Regions from separate parts of the Mus musculus genome. Here region 2 is linked to region 1. The links are chromatin loops, found by intact Hi-C in ENCODE. Cell type or tissue: gastrocnemius. All regions are shown on one strand. Links, peaks and the distances in the headings refer to the core of each region. The heading gives the core; the rest is flanking DNA.

The links. Peaks named below come from ENCODE experiments on the same cell type or tissue, not always from the same donor. Only the 100,000 strongest peaks of a DNase experiment are listed, where the experiment ranks them.
Region 2: a loop joins it to region 1, with 6 times the contacts of the local background. A loop is called at or near these places in 10 of 42 quality-filtered maps.

Annotation. Positions count from the first base shown.
Region 1 is chrX:38,769,046-38,775,070 of GRCm38, reverse strand. It overlaps 6030498E09Rik (RIKEN cDNA 6030498E09 gene), which reads right to left and starts at 2,291. Exons shown (of 4, transcript NM_183126.2): 1 at 2,213-2,291. In gastrocnemius, for the core only: a CTCF peak has its summit at 2,966 (motif pointing right); no DNase peak of the experiment used is centred there.
Region 2 is chrX:38,512,181-38,518,205 of GRCm38, reverse strand. No RefSeq gene overlaps it. Among named protein-coding and RNA genes, the nearest start is that of Lamp2, 59 kb to the right of the region's middle. In gastrocnemius, for the core only: a CTCF peak has its summit at 3,462 (motif pointing left); a DNase peak (open chromatin) is centred at 3,452.

The DNA.
Region 1 (6,025 bases), core at 684-5,683:
CTGCCTCCACTTTTGTGAGGTTTCCTGAATCTTGGGGGGGGGGGGCGTTAATAGAAACATCCTATTTAAGGCTGAGTTTTCCAATCTCTCTCACTCTCTGTATAATGTTTGGCTGTGGGTCTCTCTATTTGTTCCCATCTGCTTCAGGAAGCCTAGCTTCTAATCTTCATATATGTCCATCCATGTAGGGGTGCATATGTGGAGAGGTCAAGAAACTAGAAAGGGACATGGGAGAGGGGAGAGAGGATATTTGAGGAATAGACAGGAAGGTAATGTGACTTTAAAAAGAGGAATAGTGTGAGTGGAAGGATTCGAGGGGGAAGGGAGAGGGGGGAGAATCCGCTGATGGATGAAAATGCCCTAAGGAAAGCTGTCCCTTTGCATGTCAATTAAATAATAAAAAATTTTTTTTTAATTTGAGAGCATTGTAGTTGGAATGTTATTGGTAGTCAAAGTAACCATGAGCAACAAATACATTTTAATCACTTTTTCAGATTTCTCTATTGTAGATTTTTGGGATTTTAAGAAGATGGGAAATTGGGTAATGTGCGAAAAGGACACCGGGTCAGGAGTTGCAAGTTTAACTCCATCCTCACTTCTAGCATTGAATGCCTACTGTGCTATCTAGTGGGACTACAAAATGCTGTGTTTGATACTGTTTGAGACGTGGAGAGATTTAATTATTTGTAATAAAGGATTTGGTATGGTCTGTTAATTAAAAAAAAGATGGGAAATATATCTAAATGTATTGTTTGCTGTTGTTGTTGTTGCTGCTGCTGCTGCTGCTGCTGCTGCTTCCTTTTCAGACAAAGTCTCTCTACACATCGCTGGCTTTCCTGAAATCCACTGTGTAGACCAGAGATTTGGCTGTCTTTGCCTCTCAAACTCTGGGATTAAAGGTGTGACTGCCATGGCCAGCCTCCAAATGTATATCTTGAGAACAGTATCATTGCGGTTGATTTGGTTTGCTTTTCCTTATAACTTTTATATTGAAATTTCAAACTGCATAGGCAAGAAGGTGTGAGCTTTTGTATGTAATCAAGAGGTAGCCAAAGGTTATCAATGCTGTTGCTGATTCTCTTTTCCAATATTTATACACATGGGGGGAGAGAGACAGAAAGACAAAGAGACAGCTAGAGATGCAGAGACTGACAGAGAAAGAGAGAGCTACAGATCTAAGCTGTAAAATTCCCAACTAGAGACCAGTGAGATGGCTCACTAAGTAAATGGAAGTGTAAGGACCTGAGCTGGCATCCCCCAAACCTATATTTAAAAGTATCTGTACAGGCTCCCACCAGCAGCTAATGGTGGTGCAGAGACCCACAGCCAAACATTACGTGCAGAGAGAGCCCAAATTGCCCTCCATCAGGTCCTTCTCCTTGGAGCACCACACCAGGAGAAAGCGGCCCATGAACATCAACTAAGCAGGGCTCATAGGGGCTCACAGAGACTGAAGTGGCACTCCCAGAGCCTGCAGGGGTCCGCACCAGATCCTCTACATATATGTTGGGGTTGGTAGCTTGGTGCTCTTGTGGGCTTCTCTCTGACTCTTTTGCTGCTTGAAGCACTGGAAAAACCACAGGCACCATCTTATACAGGAAGTGGGACCCAGCTTGATTCTCTCAGGCAACTGCTAGTGACACTTTGGCTAGAACCTGAGGCTATGATCTCCTTGCGTCTGGTTTTCAAATAAAGGCCTAAGGAAGCTTGAAGGGAAGCGATGAGATGAAGAAGTGATCGAGCAGAATCCCTTGAGTGTCACTCCGTACCAGGGCACACATAGAAGGCAGCAAGAAATGCTTCTCTCTTCCCCCATCCCTTTCACCCCGGGTGGAAAACAGACAGTGATAAGCCTCAGCCTCGTATCTGTCCCAGCGGGGAACTGTTTGCCATTCGCCTTTACATTACACTGGGGGTGGGGGGACCTGTTTTCCCATTGTAAACTCCCAGACCTGAGCTAGACTTCAGATAGGAAATCCTTCAAGCTGCCAAAGTCACCTACTATGCACATGGAAGGATGTAAGAGACCAGATACAGGAGTGACAAAGATGTGCTGCTCAGATCCCACTTTGTAGAACAACGTCCACTCAGCTGTGGGACAACATGGAGTTTTCCATTCCTTTCGGGTCTGTCTCAGTTGCAAAGAAGTGCCTCAGCTGAGCTCATGGCCCACCTCGGGTGGTCAGAATCCAATGACTGAACAAAGACTTACCCAAGACAGTTCTGATGAACCGTCCTTGCTCCACAGCCTGTTTGCTAAGCCGGCCAAGCTTCTTCCTCTGCTGGATCCTGCGTCCTTTCGGTTCTCTGGTGTTGAGTTCCTAGATAGCAACTGCTGTCTCAGCACCTGCTTCCTGACAAGCCCACTTGTAGGCACAGATAAGGCCTGTTCAGCGACAGAATCAAGTATGCTGGGAACGGAAAAGGGCACGTGATTTCAGCTTGAATGGTCCCCAGGTGGCAGAAGGTTGATTTACTCTGGCCACTGACACGGAGAACAACATAGCATTGTTCAGTATCCTGAAATCCTGAAAGCGAGGGAAAACCTGATAGCAAAAGGGCAAGGCAGCAAGGGAGATCATGTCCTTGGAAAGAAGTAGCCATCAATGTCATGGACGACTTAAATGAATTACAATGCGCCACTGTACTAAAATAAGTCATAGCTTTTCAAAAGGAAGAGATAAAAGTGCGTTTACTACATGAGAGAATGTCCAAAATATGTTGTCTGAATTTTATAAAGAAAATTCGGGGCTGGATTTTATTTGACATGACCCCCTTTCATAAAGTTAGCACAATATAATGACATTTTAAATACATTTGAATTCTAATAATAGGAAATAATATATTTTCAACCTGGCTTATGTACTATTGAATACTGCAAGTCTCCCTAAATTCAAATACCACCGTGGAGCTTGAAAGCTTGACAGCCAAGTGAATCATATGCTAGGTTTCTGCTTTTGCCACATGGTGGCACCACTTTAGCTGATAGACAGGAATTCTGGCCTTCCTTTGTCAAGACTGATCTGGAATAGGGCAAATTTCTACTTATGTGGAGCCCTTGGGAATACAGTTCTCACATGAAACGCAGTTGTCATGAATACTGACAAGCAGACTCTCTGGCGGGGGGAGGGGGGGAGTACCAAAGCTAACTGTGATTATTTCTGGAGAATTCAGAGAAAGATGCCGATAAACTGTCTCATACTTATGATTTATAATTTTAATTTTCTGCTTTTATATTCAGTAAAAAAATGTACAAAACAAAATTACTTCTGATTACACACACACACACACACACACACACACACACACTGCCTTCTTTGAATTCTTGGTTAAAAACTCCAAGATGCTTCAAATGCCAGAGAGATGACAGTGATGACAGCGAGCACACACTAGGTGGAGTAAGGGCATGGCATCCTCTGGTCATGCATCTTGGAGTGCTCCAAACATTAAGGAGCCGAAGCCAGAAGACTGCATGTCACAGCACTCTGACTCTGACTCTAACCCTAACCAAGTCTCTACTGCATCCAAGGTGTTGGTTTGCTCCAGGCTTCCTGTGCTCAGCACCCTCAAGCTCAGCAGGCAACCAGAAAACAGACACCCTCATCCTTGTTCCTCTTGTGAAGCTGGACCTTCCATCAGTCTCAGGGTAGGCAAAAACTTGGGGACAAACAGGACTATTAGAATTGATGAGCAGCCCCACAGTAGAGCTCAGAAATTCCATGGCACACTGGCCTCAGATGGATGAGGATGCTCAAAGAGCTAACAACAGCTGCTGTTAGTTGTTTTACAACAACACACTAACAAAGCTAAGCATAAACTAATTAGGTAGTTTGATGAAGATTTAGAGGACTAAAGGTGTGGCTCAGTGGTCAAGCACCATTCAAGCAAGAGTATAGGGTGGAGCCCCATCTCCAGCACTAAACAAAGGAGGAGGAGGAGGAAGGAAGGAAGGAAGGAAGGAAGGAAGGAAGGAAGGAAGGAAGGAAGGAAGGAAGGAAGGAAGGGAGGGAGGGAGGGAGGGAGGGAGGGAGGGAGGGGAAGGGAGGGAGGGAGGGAGGGAGGGAGGGAGGGAGGGAGGGAGGGAGGGAGGGATGGAGGGAGGGAGGAAAAGAAATTACACATAAGAAATCACACTTCATAGCTGAATAGTAGTGGTGCATGCCTTTAATCCCAGCACTTGGGAGGCAGAGGCAGGTGGATCTCTGAGTTTGAGGCCAACCTGATCTACAGAGCAAGTTGCAGGACAGTCAGGGCTACACAGAGAAACCCTGTCTTAGGGGAAAAAAAGACATAGAAAAAAATAAGAGAAAAAAAAAGAAACCACATTTCATTCCATGGTTTATTTCCTATTTCCTAGATTTAAAGAAAATGGGCGACATCTACTTGTAACTAACTGCTAATTAACTACCATAACAACCCCTAGAATATATTCATCTCATAAGGACTGATTGAATGCGCAATGACAGATTTCAAATACATATGTAGTAGCTTCCAGTTTGCCGCTGCTCTAGTTCCACATATATTTAAACTATCAAGATAAAATGCTTTTGGATGTCTTAAAGACACAATTCTGGTGAAGAGAGGGTGCTCTATCTTCTTTGCTCGATAGCATTCTTCTTTGCTCAATAGCATTGCAAATTATGTTCATATTTAGATTTTTAAATGTCAGCTTAAATTATGAATCCAGCAGAGAGGTTCTGCATATGTAGGCATGTGTGTACACGCGGACTGAGAAGCATGTGTGTGCAATGCATATGGAAAACTGGATAACTATATCAGCCCTCAGGAGCCCTCCATCTCACTGGCCTGAAACTTTATCAAGTAGGTCAGGCCACCTGGCCCACAAGTTTCCATGGCTCTCCACGTGTCTCTGTCTCACATCTCATCCCTGGGATTCAAGGTATGCATCCCTCTACCGAGCTTTCTACTAAACATTCTTTTTTTTTTTTGGCTGATCTTAGTCTTTATTGAAAGAAATGTGCATCATGTCAGTCCACTGTAGACAAGCTGTTAGTGACCTGGAGGAATTGATATGGTCCTGCTACTCCAGTCTAATACAACATGTGCTGGTTGCAGATACAGCATGGCCTATTAATGAATACAAAGCTGTAGTCTCTTCAAACACCATAGATACTCATCCAGTCTCCACACTTGGCCTTTCTTTCTTGTAGAGAGCTGACTCACTTTGGTCCCACCTGCCATCGTTGGCCCCCTTCTTTATGGCCAGGCAGCCAGTACTCACTTCACTTGTCTGAAATGCCTACCATTTGAAGTCAGTCATTTCTTTCCATCCTCCGGAAATACTGTTTCCTCAAATCTGTTTTTTTTTTCATTTTTTATTAGGTATTTAGCTCATTTACATTTCCAATGCTATACCAAAAGTCCCCCATAGCCACCCACCCCCACTCCCCTACCCACCCACTCCCCTTTTTTTTGGCCCTGGCGTTCCCCTGTACTGGGGCATATAAAGTTTGCGTGTCCAATGGGCCTCTCTTTCCAGTGATGGCCGCCTAGGCCATCTTTTGATACATATGCAGCTAGAGTCAAGAGCTCCGGGGTACTGGTTAGTTCATAATGTTGTTCCACCTATAGGGTTGCAGATCCCTTTAGCTTCTTGGGTACTTTCTCAAGCTCCTTCATTGGGGGCCCTGTGATCCATCCAATAGCCGACTGTGAGCATCCACTTCTATGTTTGCTAGGCCCAGGCATACTCTGACAAGAGACAGCTATATCAGGGTCCTTTCAGCATAATCTTGCTAGTGTATATAATGGTGTCAGCATTTGGAAGCTGATTATGGGATGGATCCCCGGATATGGCAGTCTCTACATGGTCCATCTTTTTATCTCAGCTCCAAACTTTGTCTCTGTACCTCCTTCCAAGGGTGTTTTGTTCCCACTTCTAAGGAGGGGCATAGTGTCCACACTTCAGTCTTCATTTTTCTTGAGTTTCATGTGTTTAGGAAATTGTATCTTATATCTTGGATATCCTAGGTTTTGGGCTAATATCCACTTATCAGTGAGTACA
Region 2 (6,025 bases), core at 747-5,746, 260 kb after region 1:
CAGCCAGTCTAGCATATTCAGCAAGGCTCAGGCCAAGGAAACCCTTTCTCCAAACTCAAGGTAAATGGTGCCTCTCCCATAGCTTCTATCTAATACACACACAGACATACACAATTTAGAAATTATATGCTGAATGTCTTTGGTAGTTTTACTCATTATACTTATCAAGAATAAATCTAAGAGTGTTTTTAAAGTGATGGAGCAATACTGAACAATATAAAGGAACAACTATTGATGCAGTCAATGTGTGTGTATCTCAGATTCATTCTGCTGAGTAAAAGAAGCTAGAACCAAAAGGCTTTTTCTATGGCACAACTCCATTTCATTGTATACTAGAATAGGCAAAACGAAGTGGAAGCCAGATCCATGACTACTACCATGAGCTGCAGTAGGGGAGCCACAGACCACAAGAGTGCTAAACAGGAGTTTGAGTAATTATAGAATCATTCTTTGCCTTGCTTGTGCATGTAAAATTGCAGAATTGTACCCCCAAAATGAATTTCCAACATTTTAAGGATGATCCTAAAAGAATAGTAAGCTGTACAACATTCAAATAAGCAGAGTTAAACAAAATACAAGGGCAACATAGTGAGCTAGTTGTAACCAAGAGCCCTCATTTAAAAAAAAATCAGAAAATCCACAGATTAGGAGGTGAAATCCATAGTGCACATAACTACACAGAATCAACATTCAGGAAATACAAGTGTTCTGTAAGTCAAGAAGAAAGATGTAGATAACTCATAAATTAGCAAAATAATAGTAGCCGACACAGAAGAGGAAATCAAGTAATGTACAAAATCTGGCTGAAATCAGAGGAATGCAAAGGAAAACAGTAAGACATGTCACATGCCTCAGGGTGCAAAAATTGCAAAGCCCATCTGCATTAGAGCTCAGCTATAGTGCTATCCATCTGCAGCAGGATCAAAATTGAAGTGACTAGTTTCACTATTATTGTGCTGTAGTTAATCTGTAATTTTAAATCTAGTAGTGGGGAGCAGGAGAGATGGTCCAGTGATAAGAGCACGTCTCAGGGTTTCTATTGCTGTGGTGAAACACCATGACGAAAGCAACTTGGAGAGGAAAGGATTCATTCAGCTTACACTTCCATATCACTGTTCATCACTGAAGGAATTCAGGACAGGAACTCACACAGGGCAGGATCCTGGAGACAGGAGCTGATGCAAAGGCCATGGAGGGATGCTGCTTACTGGCTTGCTCCCCGTGGCTTCCTCATAGAACCCAGGACCACCAGCCCAGGGATCCCAACACTCACACTGGACTGGGCCCTCCTCTATCAATCACTTACAATGAAAATGACCTATAGGCTTGCCTACAGCCCAATTTTTTAAAAAGAGGATTTATTTCTTTATTATATGTAAGTACACTGTAGCTGACACCTCAGAAGAGGGCATCAGATCCCATTACAGATGGTTGTGAGCCACCATGTGGTTGCTGGGAATTGAACTCAGGACCTCTGGAAGAGCAGTCAGTGATCTTAACCACTGAGCCATCTCTCCAGCCCATCCTCCAGCCCAATCTTATGGAGGCATCTTCTTTAGGTTCCCTCCTCTCCGATGACTTCAGTTTGTATCATGTTGACATAAAACTATCCAGTACAGCACTCGTTCTTGCATAGGACCCAGGTTCAGTTCCCAGCACCCACAATGGTGGCACACAATCATCTTCAACTACCATCCCAGAGAATCTAATGCCCTTTTCTGCCCTCTTTGGGAGCAACACATGCAGGCAGTGCACATACATATATGCAGGCAAACCTTCATACACATAAAACGATAAATCTTAAAAATGGTAAGATGTTGCAAAATGTAGATGATAGGTTTTTGCAAATTCCTGTATAAATAGGGTCAAGGGCTACATGGTTGGAGTAATTCACTGAGTTTGTTGCTGTGTTTAAGGATGTGACTCTCCAAAAGTATCCTGCATCTCAAATTCAAGAGGTTACACTAGCAGTCTTCAGTCTCAAGACTGTATTGTCAATCCCAGCACTTGGGAGGCAGAGGCAGGCAAATTTCTGAGTTCGAGGCCAGCCTGGTCTACAAAGTGAGTTCCAGGACAGCCAGGACTACACAGAGAAACCCTGTCTCGAAAAAATAAGCAAACAAAAACAAACAAACAAAACACTGTATTGTCATAAACAATTGCAAAGACTTCTGGCTGGGCATGGTAGCACATGTCTTTAAACCCCGCACCAGGGAGGCAGAGCGCAGGCAGACCTTGAGAACATAGGCAGAATATAGTTTGAGGCCAGCCTGGTTTACACAGGGATTCTCAGGCTAGTCAAAGCTACAGAGTGAGACCCTGCATCAAGAAAAAAGACAAAGAAAAGTTAAAAAAAAATCCTAAATTGGGTTGGGAGTATATCCCACGATGTTGGTACAGAGAGACAGGGAGAAAGGATATGACTATGTCAGCCTCATTGCCAGGACCTGGGGGTACAGTGGGAGCAAGCCAGAGCTAGTCTCTGCTCCGCTCTAACTCTCTTTAGAGGACACAGATGAGGAAATATGCAGCTTAAAGGAAGTCCAACCCAACCCAGGCTTGGAGAGCAGAGTCAAGTGAAAGGGCCAACAGCCTGCTGATGGGAGCAAGCGGCGAGGAAAGCTGCAGAGGTGGATAGGAGCCACACAATGCTGAGGGTGATGAAGCACAGGAAAGCAAGACTGGCAGTGCTCCGGACAGATGGAGATCCTTGGACTCCCAACGGGCTCTCCTACTTAACAGTAGGAACTTGAACAGATCTTTTAGGATGTTCAAAAGCCTCAGTTCACTCATAAAATGAGGACAGCACTTAAGGATGCCAGTTATAGGCTTGTGATAGATAGTGGACATAAAATACCTAATGTATGTGCTTAATAAGCAACTGTCATTCGTTCCCTCCTTCCTTTCTTTCCCTTCCTTCCTTCCTTCCTTCCTTCCTTCCTTCCTTCCTTCCTTCCTTCCTTCCTTCCTTCCTTCCTTCCTTCCTTCCTTTTTGAGACAGGGTTTATCTGTGTGTCCCTGGCTGTCCTAGAACTCACTCCTTAGACTAGGCTGGCCTTGAACTCACAGAAATCTGTCTGCCTCTTGTCTCTTGAATGCTAGAATTAGACATATGCCACCACCACCCCCAATAAACAATAATTTCCACATTGTTTCTTGTTATATGAAGCTGATACTTTGACTTTTACCACAAATTTCTACATACCATATTTTACTCTTATACAATTAAGACTTTTTTATTTTTTTCTTTTTAATCTTTGTTGACTAAAAAACAGACGTTTTATATACTGTTGTAATCTTATTTGGCCTCCCTTTATTTTTATAACTGGTTACCCTCGGTTTTAATACTTTAAGCACTATCATGTCTTCACAGAGACATCCATTCTTCCCTCTTTTCCAATCCCCTTGAAACGTGCTAATCTAAATTGCTACCATTTAGGAAAGCGCGCCCTCTCGCGGTAATTTCAAGTAACTACAAAACACCATGCTTCCATTTCTGTGGTCTGCTTAAAGCTGCCTTTCCTTCCTTTTTCTTTCCCTCCTTCCTTCCTTTCCTCCCTCCTTCTCTCTCTCCCTTTTCTATTTTCTCCTTCACCTCTTCAGTTTATTTATTTTTATGTGTGTAGATGTTTTGCCTGCCTGCATGCATGTGCCTGTGTCCATGGAGGCCAGGAGACTGGCTCAGATTCCTAGCCAGACAGATCCCTAGTGTCCGGCCTAAAGCTTTTAAGCAGAAACTCTTGAGTCTTGGAGCCCAGAGAGGTTCACAATACAAAATTTCTATTATAAGACGATGTTGTTCCTGAGCTTTCCAAAGTACCAACGTAGTTAACGCTCCTTATATACCCCTCCCACACACACACACTTTAATGCACTTGTGCACAGGAGTCACCCACACAGAGATCTTCTCAAAAGAAAAAAATCACAAGATTTGGAGTCCTGAGATGGAGTCCACGGTCAGTGCATGGCTTTATTCTGCCATTTCCAAAGTGCAAGGATTACTGTTTCACAGAATCAGTCTGTAGTGGGTTCTACTAATTTTTTAAACACCCACATACAGAAGAGACGGAGAGGCTACATTATTGGATAATGTTTTGGAGAATGAGAGTTAAGCAAAAGCTTTGCTCGTAGGACTTGTCTGGGATCTTGCAATGCTGATGTCTATTCTGAAGTTACAAGACGTGACTCTAGCCTCTTAACACCAGTCGGCAGCAGACCCACCTTCCAGTATTCTGCAAAACTGCAGTGTTCTGTTGAATACTGTTGAAAATGCTGGCCAGCGGCACAAATAAATTTGGTGAGTCTTTTTACAGCCTCGAATTGCATTTTGAAACTTTTGGGAGAATTTCTTCTTACCCTCAGGCTGAGTCTGAGAGCAACTTAATGTCACAAAGCTCCGAAGTACTGGTGTGAGGCCAAAGTGAATAGTTAGGGTGACTGCGGGAAAACTTTGTCCAAGCTCAGATACTGCTGATGGATGGGTTCTAAAGATCGCTGTGTGACTGTGAAATTTGCGTGTGTGTGTGGGGGGGGGGTGGCAGTGCTTCGGTACACATGTGAAGGTCAGAGGGCAAGCTGCAGACGTCAGTTTCCCCTCTACCTTGTGGGACCTGGGGATTGGTGGAACCCAGGTCATCCATCATGTTTGGTGACAAACACTTCTACCCCTTCATGTATCTCTTGCCAGACTTTAGCTTTTGAAATACTGATTTTTGGCCCCAAGTTGGATTTTTACTGTATTGTCATATAAAACCTATTTTCAAAGATGAAACCCTTTGTTTAAAAATAACATTTATGTATATGAAAGAAAAGCATATGTTAATACCATCTATGTATATTTTAAAAAAGATATACAGGCACATGCATGTGCGCACATACACACACATAACACACACACAGAGCGGTGGTGGGGGAGAAGTGGGGAAGAAACTCTCCTGTGTTGCCTAGGCTAGGCCTTGAACTCATAATTCTGCTTCAGTTTTTCAAATGTTATGTGTAATGATTTCCTGCCCATTTAAAGCTCCCAGAGGGAGAGCAATCATTGCTGGCACATACGCACATTGTGGATCAGTTTCTTACGCCTATGTTTTATAATGTATCATTGGTACTTTTGGCCTTACTCAGTGATGTGCCCAATGCACAAGCATGGGGCTCCGAGTGTGATCTTGACTTTAAGAAAGCTGGCCAATAGCACATGATGGTGAAGATGTGGAGAAAGAGGAACACTCCTCCATTGATGGTAGGATTGCAAGCTTGTACAACCATTCTGGAAATCAGTCTGGTGGTTCCTCAGAAAACTGGGCATAGTGCTACCTGAAGACCCAGCTATACCACTCTTGGGAATATACCCAAAAGATACCCTACCAGGCCACAGGGGCACAGGTTCCACTATGTTCATAGCTGCCTTATTTGTGACAACCAGAAGCTGGAAACAACCCAGATGTTCCACGACAGAAGAATGGATACAGAAAATGTGGTTCATTTATACAATGGAATACTACTCAGCTATTAAGAACGAGGACATCTTGACTTTTGCATGCAAATATATGGAACTAGAAAATATCATCATGAGTGAAGTAACTCAGACCCAAAAGGACATGCATGGCATGTACTCACTAATAAGTGGATATTAGCTTCTTTAAAAAGTACAGAATACCTAAAATACAGTCCCCAGAACTCAAGAAGGTTAACAAGTCAAAGGGCCCAAATGAGGATGCTTCAGTCCCACTTGGGAGGGAGAAGAAAGCAATCACGGGGGGGGGGGGGGAAAGGGCGGGAAGAACCTGGGTGGGAGAGAGGAGGGGGAGGGGAGAAGGAGAACATGATCAGGTATTGAGAGTGGGGAACAAGAGAGAAGCCTTTTTTTTTTTTTTTGGTTTTTTTTTTGGTTTTTCGAGACAGGGTTTCTCTGTGTAGCCCTGGCTGTCCTGGAACTCACTCTGTAGACCAGGCTGGCCTCAAACTCAGAAATCTGCCTGCCTCTGCCTCCCAAGTGCTGGGATTAAAGGCATGCGCCACCACTGCC